Linked DNA regions of Homo sapiens: region 2 is linked to region 1. The links are chromatin loops, found by intact Hi-C in ENCODE. Cell type or tissue: endothelial cell of umbilical vein. All regions are shown on one strand.

The links. A loop is a pair of places that touch in the nucleus more often than their neighbours do. Peaks named below come from ENCODE experiments on the same cell type or tissue, not always from the same donor. Only the 100,000 strongest peaks of a DNase experiment are listed, where the experiment ranks them.
Region 2: a loop joins it to region 1, with 7 times the contacts of the local background. A loop is called at or near these places in 2 of 110 quality-filtered maps.

Annotation. Positions count from the first base shown.
Region 1 is chr6:169,930,189-169,938,188 of GRCh38, forward strand. LOC107986674 (a long non-coding RNA gene) reads left to right here and starts at 3,455. Exons shown (of 5, transcript XR_001744483.2): 1 at 3,455-3,622; 2 at 6,140-6,296. In endothelial cell of umbilical vein, a CTCF peak has its summit at 820 (motif pointing left); DNase peaks (open chromatin) are centred at 4,373, 5,003 and 5,383; H3K27ac peaks cover 2,446 bases.
Region 2 is chr6:169,847,710-169,855,709 of GRCh38, forward strand. No RefSeq gene overlaps it. Among named protein-coding and RNA genes, the nearest start is that of LINC00242, 53 kb to the left of the region's middle. In endothelial cell of umbilical vein, no CTCF peak of the experiment used is centred here; a DNase peak (open chromatin) is centred at 4,262; H3K27ac peaks cover 1,714 bases.

The sequences.
Region 1 (8,000 bases):
GAAATCACGGCTGATAGGGAAGCAGTAACACATGGAAGCCACCTCCTTTCCAGGTCTGTGGCCCCCTCTGTCCTGGTCCTCATTAACATTAACTATGATGGATTCTCCTCTCTCTTCTGATCCCCTCTTCACTTTTCTCACCCCTGGTGTCCATTACAAGGACCATAAAGAGTTTTCCTTTCTTCAGGGAGATAATGATTGGGAAACACTCTTCTATCACTGTTGCTCTGAAATCATTACCCTTCATAAATACTTAACTTAATTAGGGATTTACTAAAAATCCCTAATATCCATTACATGTATTAGACATATAATAAATACTTATTGTGTGCTTATTGTAGAGTGGGTGGAAATTTAACCCACTTCTGGTCACAGAGCTGGGCGCTGGTCCTTGTGCCCTCCTGAACAAGAATTACAATGGCATCTGTTCCTATCTTTTGTGAAATGCTGAAAGGCTTATTACACCTTGATATCTGAATAGCAGCAATGACTCTCTCTCTCTTTTTGGATAATACTTTATGTATCTTCACATTTTATATTTCTTTTGAAGATTTTAATTCTGCAAATGTGAATTGAAATTTTGAAAGATGTTGGGTTCAGCATTGCAGGTGAACTGCGTTATAGCAAGGGAATATTCTGGCACCAGTTACCTCCCTGAAGTAGCAAGATTTAATTATCTACAACCATCAGAGTCAGTGCTGAAAGTAAAAGGCCTTGCTGGGGGAGATCCCCCACAGGATTCTAGGCCTGGCTGAACCCCAGTGTGACCAAGGGAGTCAACTGTCTTGCAAATTCTTAAACCCTCTAGTGCCTCCTGGTGTCTGGCCAAAGGCTCCGGGGAGATCCCAAGAGAATGAGAATGGTTGTTGATTTTTGACACCCCCAATCTTACACAGCCTAGCATGGGAAGAGATTCGGGCCAGAATAGAACAGATCTGCCTTCGCCAGCTGGACACGTCAGCGGTGGGGTGAGGATGGATAGGTCAGTGGGCTCACTGTCCTCCACCATGAAGTCCAGACAATGACGCCCAGCTTTTGGGGCTAAAGCAAGGTCTGGTGAGTGGACAGGGTTGGGGTCACAGGGCTGGTGAAAATTCAAGCTCAGGCTGGCTCTGGCCACTATGTGTCCTCCCAAGGACATCCTGGGGGCCCACACAGGGAGGGGTGCTGCTGTCCCCTTGCTCCTGCCCCACTCTCAGCAGCTTCCCCAAAGGTATTGTCAAGACACTGAGGATCGCCATGAGTCGTGCTCATGGGGCACCGGTTCTGCATGTGCTCTGCATTCCCCCGTGCTGCTCCCACACAAGCTTTTAGAGGCGGCTGCCACTGCCCTTGCCTCGCGGGGTCAGCAGCGCAAACTGTGCCCTGCAGACGTCCTCTTTCCAGCTCTGCGACAAAGGGCTGCCTTGCCTGCTCTCCTGCAAAGGCTTTTGCTTATTTTAGTGACGTGCATCAAGTGTACATTGTAAAACCATTTCTCTTAAGCCTGCAGGTGTAACTTAATCTTTTATTTGTTCATTAATAGAGCAATTTTGATGTGAAGACTAAAAACACACATTTCCTGTTTCTTTAATACTCAGTGTATACATTTTGCAGATTAAATTTAAATACGTATTTTGGACCAGTTATTTGATAAAATTTCTTCAGACGTTGTTTTTCAAACCATCATCATAAATTTAACATATCTGATTTTCGTAAGTACTTCAAACCCCTAGCAAGGGAAAACTGTAAATCTAATGAATAAGATCTTCTCAGGCAATTAGACAATATTTACAAACAGGCTGCTTGACTCAAAGGTGACTTCCTTAAATCCGAGTTTCTCAGCCCCAGCACTGTGGATGTTTTGAGCGGGTAATTCTTTGTTATGGAGGCTGTCCTACAACAGGGTCTTAAGAGGCCAGCAGCACCTCCCAGTTGTGACAATAAAAATTATCTCCCCACAGTACCAAGGTTACCCCTGACTGGGAACCATTGCCTTAAGTATTTAAACACTGATGAAAAGCTTAATCTTTTTAAAACTTTAAAATTCTTAAGCATTTTGATAAGCTCACAAATTTATACTTCAGATGCTCATAAACTTCAGATGCCTTTAAAAATTAAAATATCAAAACTCTTACAAAGCTCATTGCTTCAAGTCCAGTTGACCGATTACCAAATCAGCCAGAGAATTTTCTTCTCTGGCTGTCTACACCCCTGTCTCCCTTCCGGGACTTTCTGACCCTGCTAAGGGGATGTGCTCACCCAACTAGAAGCTGTGGAATTACCTCTCAGGCTGCCTGAGGTCACGCACTCATGGTTTCTGGTCAGAGTCTCAGGTCAGAGGACAAGAACTGAGGGTTGAGGTCAGAGATTTGGGACCAGCAGGGGCTCCGGGGCGCCGCTTGCGGGGTGGTGAGCCCCGTATTGGCTCCATGACTCCTTCATGGGGCCTCCCAGCCCACGCCCTTCGCTGGGCCTCGCAAACCTCCCGGGATCCGGTGAGTCCAGCTTCCTTTGTAGCCTTGTCGCTTTAGAAATGTTATTACTCATTTTGACCTGACAGAGTTTACCGCCTTCTGAGCCAGCCTTTCACGCGATTGGCCAGGTAGGGCCCTGAACGCCTGTGTGGGTGGATCAGTGCACACACGCGCGGTAGACGTGATCTGGGGCTCGCAGGGCCTCCTGGTCCTGCTGCACACGGCTGGCCGACCCTTCCTCTCAGCGTTCCCCTCTCAGACTCCATAGATAATGATGCTTATTTTTAACAGCGACGTTATTATTTGTGGTTGAAGTTTTACAGCAGAGCAATTTCTGATCTCAGCTCTAAAGAGAACATCTACCTCTGTGGGTTATTTTCCACCGGTATGTTTGGAATTTGCTTGTGCTGTAATTTGGCAACTCCTGAAACTTTAGCCTAAAAAATTTTGTGTGAGGTTTTGAAACGATACTTAGAAACCTGAGAAAAATATAAAACACTCTCAGATCCACACATCAAGCATGAGGCCTTTTCCTAAAGTACTCAGTGTTTGTTGAGGGAGTGAATGGAGGCCCCCAAGCCTTCATTAATTCTGATGCGGACCCCTGAGCTCTCCTTGTCCTCTGGGCTCGCGACTCCCTCCTTCTTCTGAGGCAAATGGGGAGGTTTGAGCACAAACACTCACTGGAATTAAGCCTGGTTTGTAGGACTCGCGGGGGAGGGAGGGGAACACCAGCTACAGAGTCAGGGACCCTGTCTGGGGCTCCCAAGGCTCACAGCAGGTGTTCAGCAGCAGGTGACGCTCACACCTGCCTCTGGTTGGGCCTGTTTAACTGCTCACACCTGCCTCTGGTTGGGCCTGTTTAACTGCTCACACCTGCCTCTGGTTGGCGGCCTATTTAACTCCTCACCTGCCCGTCTTCTACTCTGATCACAAAGATCCCTCGTCCCCGCCCCCCACAACCCCCTACAACCTCCTCTGTTTTGCATGCGAGGTCCCTCACAGCGTAGGCTCAGGCCCTAGGAAGAGTGGAGGAGCTGCTGGAGCAGCAGATGCGGCGAGGACTGCTGGACCTGGGGATCCTGCTACCTGGCCTGTTGCCGTCTGTGGCCCACCAGCCCCATTAGGGCAGCAACAACGCCCAGAGGAGCCTCTCGCTTAACCAGGTAAGAATTCGGAAGGAAGTCTTTGGCTTATGGCTGCTGTGGACTGAAATGGATCCCCCAGGATCCATGCACTGAAGTCCTAAGCCCCCTGTGACGGTGTTAGGGTGGGGTCTTTGGGAGGTGCTGAGGTTGGATGGAGTCCTGTGGGTGGAGGCCTCAGGATGGCACAGGTGTCCCTGCAAGAAGAGAAAAGGGAGTGCTGGCTTCCTCCTCGGCCTTGCCAAGCTCAGTGAGAAGGTGCCTCTGTGAGCCAGGAAGAGGCCTCAGTGGACCCTCCTCTGCTGGCACCTTGACCCCAGGCTTGCAGTCCCAAGCTGGGGGATGGGCATCTGCTGCTGAAGCACCTTTGGCTGTGGCTTTGTTTATGGCCTGGGCTGGCTCGGATGCTGGTCTCAGCAGCCTGGAAGAGAACGGGGTCAGGCCGGCACCCCCTTGGAGGAAGCGAGGCCGGCAGACGGGCTGTGTGCGGGTGCCTGTCCTGGCCTCAAGCGCTCCGCGCTGTCTCCTTTAGGGAACGTGGGATGTAAATCCACACTGATGTGTGGCTTCTCATGGCCTTCCTCCGTGCGGATAAACGGCGACCCCGCTTTAGTAGCAGCCAGAAGTGAATTCCAGACAATATGCACGGAGTGTACGGGCGAGCCCTGGCTGCACTGTGGACGATGACCAGGCCCACGGGACAGCAGCCGGGTCCGCCCGTTTCCTCCTGGCCCCATCTGGTAATCAGGCTTTGCCCTGGGCAGACTGCCCGGCAGCCTGGGCCGTGTTTGTCTTGGCGCACGTCCTGCGTCCGCTGCTGGTTCACGGTCGTGGTGCATCTCTTGCGTGAAATGTGCCCTTGCCTCACAGCCCCACCGTGTCCCTGTGATATGTGGGTACGAACACAGGCCCCTAAGCAAGAGCAAATTGCATTTCCTCCCCAGAGGGACGCGGTTCTTCCTGAGCTCCGGGGACCTCGCGGTAGCCTTCAAACACATGGCAGTGTGGCACCCTTGAGTCCCACAAAGCTGAGAGAACCTCATGGTCTGTGTTACTAAACTCTGTCATATCCTGAAACGATGACCTCTCCAACCCATCATAATCATAACAATGAATTTCAGATATGCCTGAACACCAAAAGCAGTAGGTAAAGGTGATTTTTCTTTGTTTTCTGAAGCCGGAGGGGTATGAACACTCCCCGGGCACACACTCGCACACTCCCTGCGTGAGTCTCAAGGCTGGACAGGGCATTTCCACAAAAGAAACCTGTGGAAAGCAGCCCTTCTTCTTGGCGAGGCCTGGAAGTGGCTCGGTCCCTGAGGACGTGGGGGGCGTTCTCCTCAGCGTCCACTTAGGTTTCAGCGAAGAAGTCCAGGACATTGGTGCAAGCAAACACGGTTTTCCTCGCCAGCTCTTCTTTCACTGTGTTGTGATTGGGTGTTGGGTCTGTTGATGGAAATAAAGCCAGGTCAGCATCAGCAGGGCTGACACGAGGGAGCCCACGTTGAGCCGGAGCAGCCGTGGGGGCTTGGGCTTTTAACAGCTTTGTCCAAGTAGGCACGGGTAGCCCCAGTGTCCCGGGAGCTATGAGTCCCAGTGGCACCCACAACCTGTTGAGCTAGGAGGCCTGGAGGGGCAGGTGGCTGATCCGTGGCAGCTCCAGGGGCCCGCCCCTGCTGAGCTGGACAGCAAATATGCCAACACCACGCAGGGGTGATTTTACGACAGGAAGAGAGGCCGGGATGTGAGTCTTCCCGACCAACCAGGCCCCGGGAAGCTGTGGTGGAATTTCACGCTCAACTGCAGGGCACTGTGGGCAGGGATGTATGTCTGCTGACCCTGGCTTGCACCCAGGCTGACCGCACAATCCCCGTTCAGTGAGGGAGGCAGCTGAGTTCAAAAAAGATCGGGTTTGAGCGGTAAATACCACTCAGGTCTTCCTCCTCTTGGATTTGATTTATGTTTTCTGGAGCCGAGCAAACATACCACACTGTGGTCCTTGCTAGGGAGGGTGCGCAGTATTCCTCAGGCTGGGGCCACCTCCGACCTGCACAGTGGACTCACGCCGTCCCCACACTTGCCCTCTTACTGCCCCGTGCTCTCTGGAGTTGGGACCCCCTGGCCTGGAGATGTACCCAGAGGAGAGAGTGAAAGGGAGGAGCCAACGCAGAGACTGGCAGGTCTTTTTGCAAAAACCAAGTCAAGTGCCCCGTGGGCTCCACCCAGGAGAGTGCCCGGGGGTCCCCTGGGTAACAGGGTTAATGCAGCCCAGGCCTGCCTGCCCCCAGGCTGTGGGGTGCGGGTGCGTGCTTGGCAGGAGCAGGCCTGATGCAGAAGGGGATTCCGGGGCCTCCCCATCACGCTGCCAGCCTTTTCCCATCCTCCAGGGTGCTGCTGAGGCCAAGGGAACTGGGTCAGGGCAGGGTGGCACCTAGGAGCTGCCAGCTGCACTTATTTTCATTTTATTACTAGCTTTTTGGTATCCTCGGGGAACTGTTTCTGGCCAACTCACATTCACCCCTGGCCTGTACCTCACAGGTTCAAGGAGCAGCTGAACCTCGGCCCACATCTCAGGGAATCAGCAGTGAGTCCAGATCTCACCGCACCTTCCCGGAAGTCACTTGGTCCCTGGAGATTCAAAACCGTGTGAGGCACAAACAGCAGCGATGGTCTCTGGTCTCCACCGACTTGGCCGGTAAGCGGCTGTGGGACCTGGCAGGTCCAGGGGTCTCCACGGCACAGTGAGGACGAGCTGGCCCGGACCTTGAGTGAGCGTTGGGTGTCGGCACAGTGCAGGGGAGCTGCCAGACCCAGGGAATGGCGTTCTCGCTAGTTTAGAAAGCAAAGGGTCTGCCTAGTCCTAAGAGAGTGGGGTTTCCACATAGCCTGAGGGTGGGCAGTGAAGAGGAGCTGCGGCTCTTACATGCCGAGCTGCTGAAACGAAGCCCCAGAAACCCAGCGGCTGGACCAGCAGGGATGCGGCCTCCCACGGTCCTAGAGCCCGGATGTCTGAGAGCCAAGGCCGGGCGGGCCAGGCGCGGCCCCTCCAAAGAATCCGGGGAGACTCGGCCCTGCAGCCCTCCTGGCGACTCCTTCCTCGGCCTGCAGACGCTGCCCCCCAGCCCCAGCCTCCGTCTTCACGTGGCGTTTCCCCGTGTCTATGTTCAAATTTCCCTCTTCCCCTAAGGACACCAGCCGTTGGACCAGACCCATCCTAATGACCTCACCTTAACTTGGCCATATCTGCAAAGACCCTCTCTCCGACTACAGTGACATCCTGAGGCTCCAGGGAAATGAATTCGGGGGCACTGCCCAACCCAGCCCAGTGCCGCGGCCCATCGGGCTCTGCGTCGCCTGTGACTCCTGCCCCACGTCTCTGCAGGGTCTCTCTGCCGTTTTCCAGGTTAGGGAACCGAGGTCAGGGCACGTCTCTGCAGGGTCTCTCTGCCGTTTTCCAGGTTAGGGAACCGAGGTCAGGGCACGTCTCTGCAGGGTCTCTCTGCCGTTTTCCAGGTTAGGGAACCGAGGTCAGGGCAGCTCGGTGAGCGCCCACACGGCAGGAGGCTGCCTTTGAGCCATATTGTCTGACCACAAAGTTCTCATAGAGAATGATTGTGCCGGACTCTGAGCTGACCTTCCAGATACTGTGCGGGCCAGGGAAAGAGAAGCCCATGTGCCCTGTGTTCAAACGTTTAAAGTTACAAATCAAACTAAAAGTGTGCTGGGGGCCCTGACCCAGACAACGCGCCTGACAGACCACACTGGAATCCTTTGGACCCTGCCGAGCCCTGTGCAGAAGCACGAGGTGTGGAGAGCACAGGACAGAGGCTGGGGCTCCAGACCTGCCTCCGGTCCCACCTGCCCGCCGGCCCCACATAGGGCCAGGCCCCAGGGTGAAGGGTGCTCACTTCAAGGGGGCGGCTGAGGCAGACCCTGCAGGCCTGGAGCAGCAGGGACTCTGGGGGGCTACAAAGCCCAGACCACCGTGCCAGGTTGGGTTCTGTGTGGACGTGGTCTGGTCTCTGCATGCTCCATCTGCGAGGGTGTCCGTGCGGCCTGGGCTGGGCTTGCTGCCTGAAGCCTCCTGCCTGCCCTGTCTGTGCCCCACACCCTCCTTCTTTGCCAGCTCTGAGTTCCTTCCCTGTGAAATTCTCATCTTCCTGGGTCCCTTGGGAGCAAGACACCACCTCAAGGAAGGCAGAAAGTGGAAGCTTCTGAGCCTGGGACGCAGCCTCCTCCCTCACCTGCCCCCTGCCAGATGAAAGGCCTGGCTCCTGCCGACAGGGCTTGTTTTCCTATTGTTCTGCAGAAGCATGTAGCCCGCCGCCTCCTCCGTTAACAGGCATAGGCTTCCTCTGTCCACTCTTTTGCTGGGATCTCCAGGACCCAGTGCTTTTTC
Region 2 (8,000 bases), 82 kb before region 1:
TAGTACAAGTGTTAACAACCCATATTAAATCAGGTGTCTTTTAACAGAAACACACATAAAACAAGCTTATGTATTGATTGGCTGATGAGAATGGGACCAGAGGCTTTCAGGAGATTCACCAGAGGAGTGATGGTTCGGGACTCACTGACTCAATGTTGGCAGTGACTTGATGGAACATAATGACAGTGAGGAGCTGCCGTCACTTTAGGATATCTCTTTCCTCATCCTTTCCGTCTGCCTCATTGAGCTGCCAACTCACTGCTGAGTCAGCACCACCCAGCAAAGATATTCCCAGATCCTGGACTTTCAGAAATGGTGTGAGATCATCAATATTTGTTGACTAGGCTGCTAAGTGTTTGGTGACTTTGTTTCGGAGCCATAGATGGCTGACACGCAGGCTTCATCCACAGAAGCAGGAGGCTGCACTAAAGACCATGCTGGATCCCTCGGCTGCTGGTCCTGGGGTCCTGTTGCACTCACCCTGTTGGCGTGGTCTCCCCTCTGGAGCCTGACCCTCTGCCCATCACCTGTAGTGTCTGCAACGCAGGGAAACAGCTGGGCAGGGTTTGTTAGAGACAGCTGCTTGCGGGAGGGATGGGACTTCCTCTGCAGGCACAACACTCATTGGCACTGCTCGGGGACTCCCAACTTTCAGAATTCTGAAGGCAACCCACAAATAGGTTGAGAATGTTAGTATTTCCCCCAATTTAACAAAAGTAGAAATACCAAGTGGATACAATACAAAAGCTTACAACTTATTATTTTTTTTTTTTTGAGACAGAGTTTCGCTCTTGTGGCCCAGGCTGGAGTGCAATGGCACGATCTCAGCTCATGGCAACCTCCGCCTCCCGGGTTCAAGCAATTCTCCTGCCTTAGCCTCTCTAGTAGCTGGGAATACAGGCATGTGCCACCACACCCGGCTAATTTTGTATTTTTAGTAGAGACGGGGTTTCTCCATGTTGGTAAAGCTGGTCTGGAACTCCTGACCTCAGGCGATCTGCCTGCCTCAGCCTCCCAAAGTACTGGGAAAACAGGCGTGAGCCACTGTGCCCGGCCATTTTGTCTTCTTCATTATTCTCTTCCAGATAAGGTTTCTGGCTGCATGAATACCATTGCCCCCCTTTCACCTCGAAACTCAATCGCATAAACACTTTTGATTCATGTTTAGCCGGTGGTTATTAAGGGATCTAAGTCTTCTTGCCTCACCTTTCATGGAGAATCCCTTCTTGGGCAGAATGAGGCTGGCCTGAGTGCCCATCTTCACAGAACTATTTTGGCCTCTCCTTCCACCACTATCTGGGTGTAGTGAGAACGAAGCTCCGGCTTCTCAGCAATGGTGGTTGGTGTTTAAAAACCTTCAGTTGGTTTCAGGACAGGCACTGCCGGAGCTCCACACGAAGCTCTGCAGCCACGCCCAAGGGCAGCCTGTTCTGTTGGCCACACAGGGCCCTGCGTGTCACTTGTCATGTGTAACAAATCTCCCAAACAGCAGCCGGCAGCACCCCAAACCCACAGGCCCGCTTGGCCACCACATTCAGCAGCTGTTACCTTTGCTCATCAATGGCCGTTCAAACGGCTGCCTATTGATCGTGGGCCTAGAAAGGCACAGCTGAGCTCGTTCAAAGACGTTTGTCACGGAGCCACAGGTTTCCATCTTGACCTTCTTGCCCTGGTTTTCATTCCTCCTTCTCTTCTCCCACATTCCTCCGACTCTCACTTTTGTTTGCAAACCTCTGGCAAAATGCAGCGTCATTCTTTTTAGGTCGTAACAGTCATGGTGGCCGTTGTGCTCCAGCTCTCAGGACACGGGGTCAAGGGCATGGAGGTCCCTTCAGGAGTTGGGGGAGGCTGGCTCTCCGCCTGTCCACGTGGGCAGGTCAAGGGAGTGGAGGTTCCGTCAGGAGTGGCGGGAGGCTGGCTCTCCACCTGTCCACCTGGGCAGATGAAGGGTGCAGAGGCGCCTTAAGGAGCGGTGAGAGGCTGGCTCTCCGCCTGTCCACTTGGGCCGATGCTATCTCCGAGCTGCAGCCTCAAATTGGCTTTGTGCATCTCAAGGCTGGGGAGGAGCCTGCATGGAGGTGCCAGTGTCTGTGCAGGGGCCACGGGATGCTGAGCTCAGGGCTGCTGTCTGCACCCCTTAAATGGAAGAATGGAGTGCTGGGGAAACAGGATGGGCTGTCTTCCTGGAGAAGAAGAACTGGAGACCACAAATCCTGTTAGAAACCACGGACTGTGGACTTTAGAGGCCACACAGCCTCAGTTGCAGGGGTGACAGTAAATCTGCTCTTTTAAAATCCTTTATCTTAAAAATTCTCACGCACATCTAAATGTAAAGAGAGAAGGAGAGCGAATCCATCGTCCAGGCTGAAAAATCAGCCACATCCTGCTACCCTGCCTCCAGCTGTGTCCCCACATGCTTTAAAATAAATCACAGACAACATGTCATCTCTTCCACCTATTTCGTGTCTCTAGCAAATGGGTTCTCTTCTTCACATCACCGCAGTGTAGTCATTTCACCTGACAGTTAGTGATGATTCCCTAATGTCATCCAATACCCAGTCCGTGTTCACTTTCTCTGGTGGCCTCTGAAGGTTTTTTGACCAAGGATGTGCAGCGTGCTTGCGTTGGACTCTGAGCACACCCAGCTGGCCTCCGGACGGCACATCTCTGAAAGTCCTCAGTCTTCAGCCGTTTCCTACCCCTGTGAAGTGCATTTTAACTGAAGACACTGGGTCATTCTTCCTGTAGAATTTTCACTCTGTTTACCTGACGCTTTTCTTGGGCCTTAATGTTGGCATTTCCCCAAATCCCATCCTTGACCGCCTTGTCCCCTGCCTACACTTTCGTCCTGGTTATCACATTTATTCCTAGGACTCTAATTGAGAACTCAATGCTAATGGCTCCCAAGTCTATATATTTTCCCCAGCTCTCTGTCTTGAGATCCAATGGTATCTAAGAGTGCGGGATTTCTCTGCTTAGATAACACATAATAACTCAAACTTAAAATGTCCAATTCTGAGCTCATCCTCCTCTCCTTCAAGCCTGTTCCTTCCCCTGCCCCATACTCCTTGAATGAGGATCTGCTGGTGTTTCAGACACAGCAAGCCCTGCAACCACTGGAGAATGTGCCCATTATGGAACCGACCATTGGTGGGAACCTGGCTAGGGGCTCGTTCCTCTAGGGCGTGTGCCTGTGGGAATGCGAGGAGGGTCACTAGTGCACGTGAGGCCCTGGCAATGGGGAGGAGGCCGGAGAGCCGCCGGGCTGTGTGCAGGAGCTCCAGCTCCACCCATGCCCAGAGCATAGGGCAGGACACAGATGTCGGAGGGAATAGCCCACAGTGGACCCAAGTCCTTTCCAAAGTGCAAGAGAGAAAATACTGTCCGCCGAGACAAGGGTTGCGCACACACCTCTCCAGCGGCTTTGGGACTAAGTTTGCTGTATGCAGATGTGAGTAACTCCAGCCCAGGCTGTTTTGCCTTCTCCCTGGAAGCCTGGAATAACGATACCACCAGAGGTTTGTTTTGCCAGTAGTTCTCCATTTTTATGGTGAAGGACGGGGACCCTGTGCGCATGGAGACTTATCTCTGGGAAGGATGAGGAAGGAGCTCAGTCTTTCTGAATTTTATGGCATAGGTTTCTAAAAACTTTTGCAATAGAAAAATGTGTAGTTATAAAGAATAAAATCTTAAAAAGTAACACTAGGTGACTAAGGTGGAATGTGGACTGACAAATTCATTTGAGGCTTTTTAACTATTCAGTAAAATAAAGCGATGAGGACTCTGTATCAGTTACCTGTTGGTGCTGTAAAAAGTTACCGCACATGCAGTGGCTTAAAACAACACAAACATATTATCTTACGGTTCTGGAGAGCACAAGTCCAGCCTCAGTTTCACTGGGCAAAGTCAAGGTGCTGGTGGGCTGGTTCCTGCTGGAGGCCCCACAGCAGTGTGCGTTTCCTTGTTTTCCAGCTTCCAGGGGCCTGGCCCATTTGTCTTCAAAGCCCGTGGCTCCAGCCTCCGCTTCCGCCACCGTGGGGCCTTCCCTCTGACGCCTCCCTCTTACAGGGACCCTGGTGATTACCCAGTGTAAACTGGGCCCAGGGTAATCCGGGATAATTTCCTGTCTCAAGGTTCTTAACTTAATCTCATTTGCAAAGTCCCTTTTGCCTCACAGGTCACAGAATCCTAGGTTCTGGGGATTAGGATGTGGCCATATCCCGGGGGAGGTTATGACTCAGCTACCACAAACATCACATCAAATTGGCTTGTACGACTGCGTAGATCTTAAATAACAATGGGTCCTTCCTGAGGCTGATTTCCGCTCACTCTCGCTTCTTGTTAGAAACATTTTTGTGTTTCCTTTGCAGCAGCTTTTCCTCCTCATAGCTGTCCTGCGTCTGACATCAGGTTTCCTTGTTTGCAGGCCTGCCCTGCTCCAGGTACTGACCCAGAAAGAGCTTTGGGAGCTCCTTTTGGGGGCTCAGTGCCCTATGACTCAGGAGGTAGCTTCTGGGGCCCTTGCCACCACCCGAAGTCTGTAGGCCCTGCTCCCCGGCTGCCTCCCGCCGGCTCTCGCATGGCCCAGCCCTCCCCTTCCGGGCATCCGCCTCGCCTTGCAGTAGTGAGGCCAGGACAGCCTTGCCCATCTCCCCCTCGCTGCTCAGCAGAGCCTCTGGCTCTTCCTCTGCTGGCCTCAGCTCCCACTTTTCCTCCTGATATTCCTCAAAAGTCACAGAGCTCTAGGACCTCCACAAGCTCTTGCAGGTGGGAAGGAGAGGGACTGGAGTAAATCTGTTCCCACATTCCCAAGGCTGACACATGTGGCAAGGAGGTCACATTCCCTGTGATCCCTGAGTATCTCTGCCATCAGAGCAGGGCCGCTGCCATGAGCCTCTGTGTCTGAGCCACACCCCTGCCTGGGGACTTAGCTACTCTGTAGGCCCTGCTGCTCTGGGCCTAGTTCCCCCGGAGGTGTGAGCCCTCCTAGCATATTCTGCTGACTGATGTTCTTACTCTGCACAGTACCGGCCCTTGTCCATCTCTTCCAAAATGAAGAGAGGCTCCCAGGGAGGAGGACCCCATGGGGGGCTGCTCGGGCTTCTTGAACTCCAAGGTTTAGATGTTATAAAAATATTTCTTGCAGTACACACACAGCCATGTGTGTATATGTGCATGTGCACGTGTGTGGGTGTGTGCATGTGTGTAGATATGTGCACATGCTTGGTTTGTGCATTTGTATATGTGGTGTGTGCATGTGTACCCATGTGTGCATGTATGTCTATCTGCATGTGTGTGGTTTGTGCATATGCATGTGTGTGAAGGTGTGTGCATGTGTGTGTGCATCTGTATGCAGGTGTGTGCATATGTTAGCATGTGTATATACATGTGTGGATTTGTGTGTAGGTGTGTTGGCATGTGTGCACACATGTGTGGATTTGTGTGTAGGTGTGTTGGCATATGTGTACACATGTGTGGATTTGTGTGTAGGTGTGTTGGCATGTGTATACATGTGTGGATTTGTGTGTAGGTGTGTTGGCATGTGTGTATACGTGTGTCCATTTGCGTGTAGGTGTGTTGGCATGCGTGTATACGTGTGTCCATTTGTGTGTAGGTGTGTTGGCATGTGTGTATACGTGTGTCCATTTGTGGCATGCGTGTATATGTGTGTCCATTTGTGTGGTGTGTTGGCATGCATGTATACATGTGTGGATTTGTGTGTAGGTGTGTTGGCATGTGTGTATACATGTGTCCATTTGTGTGTAGGTGTGTTGGCATGTGTGTTGTGCACATGTGTATACATGTGTGCATATGTTGCTTGTGTATGTGTGCATGTGTGTGCACACACGTGCCCTGGAGCATGCACACTTTGTAGGGCAGCTCTGGGACAGCTCCCACACCCCCTGAGCTCGGGCGCGGCTGCTCTTTGCTGGATCTGGGCTCATTGCCCTGTCTGATGGGGCTCTCCAGGATCCCTCCTGCTCCAGGGTTCCTTCTCCCCTTTTTGCATTCTGTCTCTATCCTTCTCTTGGGTCGTGTGTCTGAATGCTAACTACAGAAAGGCCGGCAGTTTCCCTGAGGGAGCCCTCAGTTCCCATGGGAATCAGGCCCTGTGAAGGGATAATTGGAGGAGTGTGTGGGGGAGAGAAGGTTTCAGCACCTCCTCATGGGAAATCCACTCACGTCTCAGCTGCAGTGAGCATGCGCCCCGGCAGCGCTGGGCCCCGTCGGTGTGCTTGGTGTTGGGGTACAACCCCACACATGGATTTGGGCCGTTTTAAGGACCAGCCAGGTCTGCTTTGAACCTGCTCTGATGGGTTGAAAGCAAATGAATAACACGTTGGGCTAAAATCATGTGATTCAGTTTTATGCTTTTAGAATTCGCTTTGTCTACTCTCTATTCTGACCATAGGAATAGGAGATAATGTTGAAAATATTTATGAAATGTAAAGCCCAGGGCGCCATGGATTCGGGCAGTCTGGGTAGCTGCCTGCCCCAGTGACCACAGGGCTGCCCTGGGCCCATGTTGGCTTTGGAAGCAGGTAGTTGTTCAAAGATAAGTAATGGCAATAGGTCAGCTTGTTTAGCTGCCCAGGGGTATGTATTGCTGGGAACTCTTTCTGGGTGATGATGTGGGAAAATGTCATTCACGGCCACGATGAACCTATTCTGAAAGTCATCCAGGTGAGGGTGGCATCGGTGGGGTCCGGTTCTCATCCTGGTGCTGGGACCAGCCCACAGCTGCCTCCCTGGAGCATCCTGACTGCATCCCAGGGCTTTGGGTTCTTGCTGGTCATTCCCTGAGGGTGGAGAGTGGGGCCGTGGCCACTCACCCGCTTTTTACTTGCATGATCTCATGGCTTCTGGTCACTGAGAGGTGCAGGTGTGTAGCCTGATTAGAACCCCTGCCCCTCAAAGCTTGCCTGTTCTGTGGCTTGTGCTTAAGGCCTGGCCGCGGGGAAAGGTGCTCAGCAAGGGTGGCTTGTGCTGACGGAGGTGCCTTCCAGCACACCCCAGGCATCCTGTGCTGAGGCCTTGGGTTTGGTCTTTTGGAAGCTGAATCTCTGAACAACCAGCCTATCAGTCAGGGTTCTCCAGAGAAACAGAACCAACCGGATACACAGTTCAAAGAATTTGTTTTTAAAAATTGGCTCATGTGGTTGTGGGGGCTGGCATATCTGAAATCTGCAGGGAGGCTGGAGTCAGGCGGGCTTCTGTATTATGGTCTTGAGGCAGAGCTCCTCTGGGAAACCTAAGTTTTACTTTTACTCAGGTTTTACTCCTTCAACTGATTGGACACGGCCCACCTGCATATGGAGGGGAATCTGCTTTACTCAAAGTCAATTGATTGTAGTTGTCAATCACATCTGCAAATGCATCCACAGCAGCAACTGGACTGGTGTTTGACCAAACAACAACTTGGTGGCATAATGGCCCACCAAGGTGACACAAAATTCACGATCACACCCAGTCTGGAATTTCTTTCAATGGTTGTACTTGAGTATTATTTCCTGAACTTTAACAGCAGTTTTCTTCAAACACAGCCATGTAAGTTCAAGTTTTTAATTTACTTTAAAATGGTTGTTGAGAAAATTGTGCTTTAGTGAAGCACCTAATGCCCCTATATTTGTACCATGTGAGAGATTTCTCTTGAAAATTAGTGTTAAGAATATATTTTCTTTTCCTGAGAAATAGAAACTAAATGTTTTGTGATAAACCATGTTTACATTTTTGCCTTGGCTGCTAGGGAGCTCAAAGCCAAATTTGATTTATGATTATAAGGATTATGTTGATTTTCTATTTTTTAAAAAGCCAATTTCTCCCATATTTCCCTTACCCATTTCCTTCTGAATTCCCATTTGCATTGTCTATTTTTTTGTCAACTACATCAAAACTTTTTCAAAGGCAAACAATACAAATACATTTCCATAAATAAATTATTTCAATGCTCTCAAATAAATGGGTCTGAACTTAACATTTTGATAGCACAAATGTGTTTA